2 separate regions of the Mus musculus genome follow, and region 1 is linked to region 2. A link is a contact called in ENCODE Hi-C or POLR2A ChIA-PET data. All regions are on one chromosome and are shown on one strand. Each heading gives the region's core, a stretch centred on a gene start or an enhancer-like site at or near the end of the contact. The rest is flanking DNA. Distances are from core to core; before and after follow the strand shown. Region 1 holds the start of Zfp738 (zinc finger protein 738). Region 2 holds the start of Zfp65 (zinc finger protein 65).

Region 1 (2,700 bases), core at 200-2,699, 46 kb after region 2:
AGATGCTCAGATTAAAAAAAGTATTTTACCTTTGAGTCAATGCAGGGCTCTGGGCAGCCCCAGAGCGGCTTGTGGCCTTCTTGTGTTTTGCAAACAGTGCCTGAGAAAGTTTTTCCCTGTGTCCAAGAAAATTTCTTTTTAACAGTGTTGCAGATCTATTCAGATGTTTAAAATAATGCTTAAATTCAAAGAGTTTTGCTTCAGGTGAACTGTAATCACTAGAAAATTTTGCCTCTAGGTATGGCTAATGTAACTTTACCTTATGTAAGAAAAATTTTTATTGTTTCTGCTTCTATACTTGAAGCCAAGAGTTTTAATCTTTCAGTGTATATTGTTTCCTAAGTGGAAAGTATTTTATTAACTAATGCTTCTTAAAGGAAGTTTACCTTAAATCCTTGCTCTCACCCAAAGGATTCAGAGACAATCCTTTTATTACTTAGGGATTTCGCACAGTCTCTGCTCTGAAACAGCTTGCTTTTGAATTATTGTGCCTCAGGGAAGTATGAAATCTTTTCTGTAATGCCATTTGTAGCTTTAACTCAAGCATGAACTACACAGGAATAAACCTTCCCACGAAAAGATGGGAATTCTCAATACTCCAAGTTTCCAGTCTAACTTCTTTAATACATCGACCTCGTTTTACAGTGATATGAACATATTTCTGATACCTTTATATTCCAGGAGGAACGATCTCAGTGTTCTGCTTAGGAGAAGTGAGGGAAGTACAAGGCAGCTACCAGTAATGTTCAAGTATTATCAAATGTGAATGATGACAGGATCAGTGGAGACAGGAAAATCAATAAAGAACATCAAACCAAACACAGAGGGAAATTGAAGAGCCAGTACACACACCATTGTGATCCTAGGAGCTGTGCCCCTCCTCTTGGGAGAGATTCAGAGGAGGAAAGCAAGTGCTCAGAAAATACTTGGTGGTGACTCACTTTGATTTCTAATTCTGTCTTAAGTACCTGGGATGGTTTCGATAACATCTTAAAGAGATAATGCCCACTCTTACATTATCTTCCTTTTTCATATTTTAAGTAAACCATGAAAGCATTAATTTTCCACTCCGTAGTAAGATGCTAATAAGTAGAGATGTGCTTTTTAAAAAACCAAAAACAACAATAACAACAAAAAAGATCCGAGCTTTAAACTCACAATGTTTTAGAAGAGATAACAAGGAAATGCGATAAACATTACTGTGAAACTCAGCTCACAGGCTAACATCGCGTGCTGTGACCAAAGACTTTTTTTAAAGCCCAATTTCCCTGTGGCTGCCCACATGCTGCAGCCTGTTTTTTTCTAACTTCAGCTGCCCAGAGCTGGGCTGCAAGGCAGGCAATGCACAAGACCTCTTCTGTGGGTCCCTGTAAGTCCTTCCAACTGACTTGTGGGAAGTGTAGTCCCGTCCCTTGTGAGGTCATCAGAAAGGGCCCTCGGAATCGAGCTTCCTTAGTCTTTCTTCAAACTTCACTCCTCAAATGTATGCAGTTGTCCTCAGCACTACATCTGGATTTCTGACATGGAGGTTGGTGCAGGGAGCAGCGCCATCTTTCAGGTCTGAGGGGCTGTGCAGGGTGGCAGGTAGGGCACGGAGGGAGCTGGCTCGGGCTTATTGAGAGGCAAGAAGCTGCTGACCTGGAGATGCTGTGCTGACCTAGGCTGGGCCGCTGCGCCTGGGCACGGGTTTGAAGGGGAAAAGACTGAAAACAACAGGATGGCAAGGGCAGGCTGGGTCAGCTGCCTGCCTGTTCCTGAGATGCTGACAAGAGCGCACTCATCATTACCTAGCTGGCCCGTTCTCACGTGACTGTAGTCAGATTCTCAGGACATACAGAGCACTTGACATGTAGCACCCTCTATACGTTATGTCTTGGACACCACTCCTGGTTTGTGCTCAAACAGCTTCCTAAAGTTCCTAGTGTCCAAGGAGCAAGAATCCTGTGAGGGAGGGCAAACTGTTGTGTGGGATGTTAGTTCCTGTTCCTTTGGAACGAATTGTTAGACTCACGGATGCCCTGATTCAAATAAGATTTTCTAATAGACACCTTTGTGACCTGAATGCGACAATACATGGATATAAAACCACAAAATAATCTTGTAGTTGGTATGAACCAGTGTTTGCACAATCCAAATAAATAGGATTTTACACTAAAGATTAAAAATCACTAGACAATAATACCTCAACAATTCTGAGTATGTGTTGTGTCCAAAATTTTGACTCCTTTTCAGATGTGAGAGACTTGACTTGGTGTGATGAGAAATGGCAGGGGGGGCTAGAAAGTCTGAAAGGGAAGGGGGAAATGGCTCTGCTCATCTTCCAGGCTCTGTACATTGCACTCTAATCTGCAAGGATCTGTACATTGCTCTCTAATCTGCCAGAGTCTGTACATTGTTGTCTCTTCACTTGCTTTTCTTCTTTGTGTTCATGTTATCAGCATTGTCTGAACTCTCTTAAATTTTCCTTTATCCCTTAATGTGACATTCATGTTTACTGACACACCCTTCTTAATAGTTTTAGAAAAAATTCTCCCAAGTTTTTCAACTGTATTTGAAAAGCTGTAAGATAGAACTGGAGAGATGGCTCAGTGGTTAAGATATCTGGCTGTTCTTCCAAAGGTCCTGAGTTTAATTCCCAGCAACCACTTGGTGGCTCCCGACTATCTATAATTGGATCTGATGTTCTCTTCTGGTGTGTCA
Region 2 (2,700 bases), core at 101-2,600:
TAAGGCCTGAGAATCAGACTGTGGTAAACTCTCCCTAAGTATGCCTGGGCCCCTAATATCATGCTAAATGGGGCTTCCTGTATGTTCAGTTAGGTTCTGCATGTTCGTTTTGTTCCTATACCATATTAGTTCCTCCTCTTCCTCTTGAATTAACCAATCCCACTAGGAGGAAATGGAAACTGCAGAACAGTTGAGGGTGAATGCTGCATCCTCACAGATCAGCACCTCCCAGAGGAGTCAGTGCCCTCTCAGGTAGGTTTACATGTAACAGACACAAACATACATGCACACACACGCACATGCACATGTACACTGGAATCCTAGACATGTCCAGAAATGCTAAGGCCTTATGGTTGATGACAGTGCCCTTCACTGCAGCATTCAGGAGGAGTACAGACTAGTCATGACCTCATTCTAAACAGACATGCCAATCAAGTGTTCAGGTGAATGTACTGCTTGACTCTAGTTTCTCTAAGTGGAGCTGTATCCCTGGGTTAACACACTGCCTGGAATACAAGAATTGATAGGAACTTCACATAGTCTCTGTTCTGAATCAGTTTCCCTGTGAATCAGAATGCATCACAGAAACATGAAATCTTCCTTGTGATGGATGGGGTTCATACCTTTGTCTCAAGCATGAACTGCACAGGAATAAACTTTCCTAAAGAAGTGAGGGAAGTTCAAGACAGATACCAAATATTAAATAGTCTGAAACATGAATGATGGCATGATCAGGAGAGAGAGGAAATTCTATAAGGAACATCAAAGGGAACAAGGGAAATCCTATAGTGCACAGTGTACCAAAAGTCAGTAGACTCACCAGTGTGATCCCAGGAGCTCTGCGCCTCCTGCTGGGAGATGGGGAGGAGGAAAGCCTGTGCTCAGAGAACACCCGGTGGTGACTAGTTTTGATTTCCTGTTCTTCTGTCTTAAGCACCTGAGATGCTGCATGTCAGGCGGGATCACCAAGCGTGGTTTCATTAAAGAAATGCTCAGTCCTACATTACCTTCCTGCTTCCTTATTTTTAAGTAAAGCAGACCATGAAAGCATGATTTCCCATGTGTTAGTATGATTTCATAAGTAGATTTGAGCTTTAAAATCACGTTTTAGCAGAAATAACTAGCATGTATAATTAACATTACTGAGAAAGGCTCGACTCACAGGCTAACATCCCTTGCTGAGACCACAGCACTTCAAAAGAGCCCGAATGCCCTGTGGCTGCCCATGTGCCTGTTTCTTTCCAATTTCACTTGCTCACACTTAGGCAGGTACCCAGGCAGTGCACCGAACTCCTTTGGTGTGTTCCTGGAAGTCCTTTACACTGATTTGTGGGAGATGTAGTCCCAACAATTATGACGACTCCAGAAGGGGCCGTTGGTACCAAACTTCCGGATTCGTTCTTAAACCTTGCTTCTCCCCAAAGTTAATCGAGTGTCTTGGGTTTGGATCCCTGACATGGAGGTTGGTGCAGGGAGCAGTGCGGTCGTACAGATCTGAGGGACTGTGCAGGATGGCGGGTCAGGCGCGGAGGGAGCTGGCTCAGGCTGGTTGGGAGACGGGGGGGGGGGGGGGGCGGGGGGCGAGGGGGCCGCCGACCTGGAGGTACTGTGTTGACCTAGGATGGGCCACTGCCCCTAGGAGCAGGATTGGCCGGGAAGAATGTTAGAGACAAGGGGATGGCAAGGGCAGGCTGGGTCTGCTGACTGCCTGTGCGGAGATGCTGAAGGGAGCATTCTACTTTGCTCTGCCTAGCTGACCCTTACTCATGTGATTGTAGTCTGAGTCCCAGCACTTACAGAACTTCCGGAAGTTCCAGGGACAGAGAGTCTTGTGAGGGCGACTGTTGTGTGGGATGTTAGTTTCTTTTCTTTTGGAATGAATTGTTAGATTTATGGATGCCTCGGGTTGAGTAGGAATTCCTAATGTACACCTCTGTGACCTGAGTCGTCACAATACAAGGCTATGTAGCTACAGAATAATCTTGGAATTGTTTTGAACTTATGTTGGCACAATCCAAATAATTATGGATTTTACACTTAAGCTTAAAATCACTAGACAGCAGTGCCCCAATAATACTATCTGAGTATATTTATTTTTTCAAAATTTGGACTGCATTTCTGATAGGATAGTACACTTGTGTGATGAGAGAAAGATCGCAGGGAGGGGCTGGAATGCCTGAAAGGGAAGGGAGAAAATATCTCTGCTAATAGGCCAGGCTCTGAACATTGTTCTCTTACCACATGATTTACTTCTGTCTGTTCACATTATCAGCAGTGACTAATCTCTTCTAAAAGTACTCTGTCCCTCAATGTGGCTTTCTGGTTTACTGATGCTTCCTGGATAGTTCTAGAAAGGATTCCCCAAGTTTTTGTACTGTCTTTGAGAGACTGTAAGATAAATTTCAAAAGCTGTAGCACACTTGGGGGTCTTAAGGTTTACACATAGTAGGTTCCTGTTCATGCAAAATGCACAGTTCTCCTCTTGAAGGGTTAAGAGAATAGTTTAGCCCAGAGCCATTTAATTGGCCATGATCTGAGAAGACAGATTTAGTTTAGTGAAAATTCCATACTCCAACTTGGAAGCAGTTTCATGGTTTTACAGAACAAATAATGTCATTAGCCAAGTAAATTTTAAAATACATTGATGTGAGTCTGATAGAGGTATGTACTGTGAGACATGGGAGATGTTCTATTCACCAA

Evidence for each region. Hi-C counts contacts between places; a loop is a spot of excess contacts on that map. ChIA-PET counts read pairs that join two places held with the same protein, here RNA polymerase II (POLR2A).
Region 1: a loop to region 2 is called in a map of left cerebral cortex, with 3 times the contacts of the local background. The contact joins the promoter of Zfp738 here to the promoter of Zfp65 in region 2. A Hi-C loop is called at or near these places in 16 of 37 maps with a recorded cell type or tissue (T-helper 17 cell, adrenal gland, gastrocnemius and 4 more). POLR2A ChIA-PET finds 5 or more read pairs at or near these places in 4 of 5 experiments (Patski and embryonic stem cell).

Annotation. Positions count from the first base shown.
Region 1 is chr13:67,682,261-67,684,960 of GRCm38, reverse strand. It overlaps Zfp738 (zinc finger protein 738), which reads left to right and starts at 1,449. Exons shown (of 4, transcript NM_001001187.3): 1 at 1,449-1,558. The coding sequence starts at 1,523.
Region 2 is chr13:67,727,823-67,730,522 of GRCm38, reverse strand. Zfp65 (zinc finger protein 65) reads left to right here and starts at 1,350. Exons shown (of 4, transcript NM_145622.2): 1 at 1,350-1,462. The coding sequence starts at 1,457. Zfp85os (zinc finger protein 85, opposite strand) reads right to left here and starts at 1,261. Exons shown (of 3, transcript NR_027969.1): 1 at 821-1,261.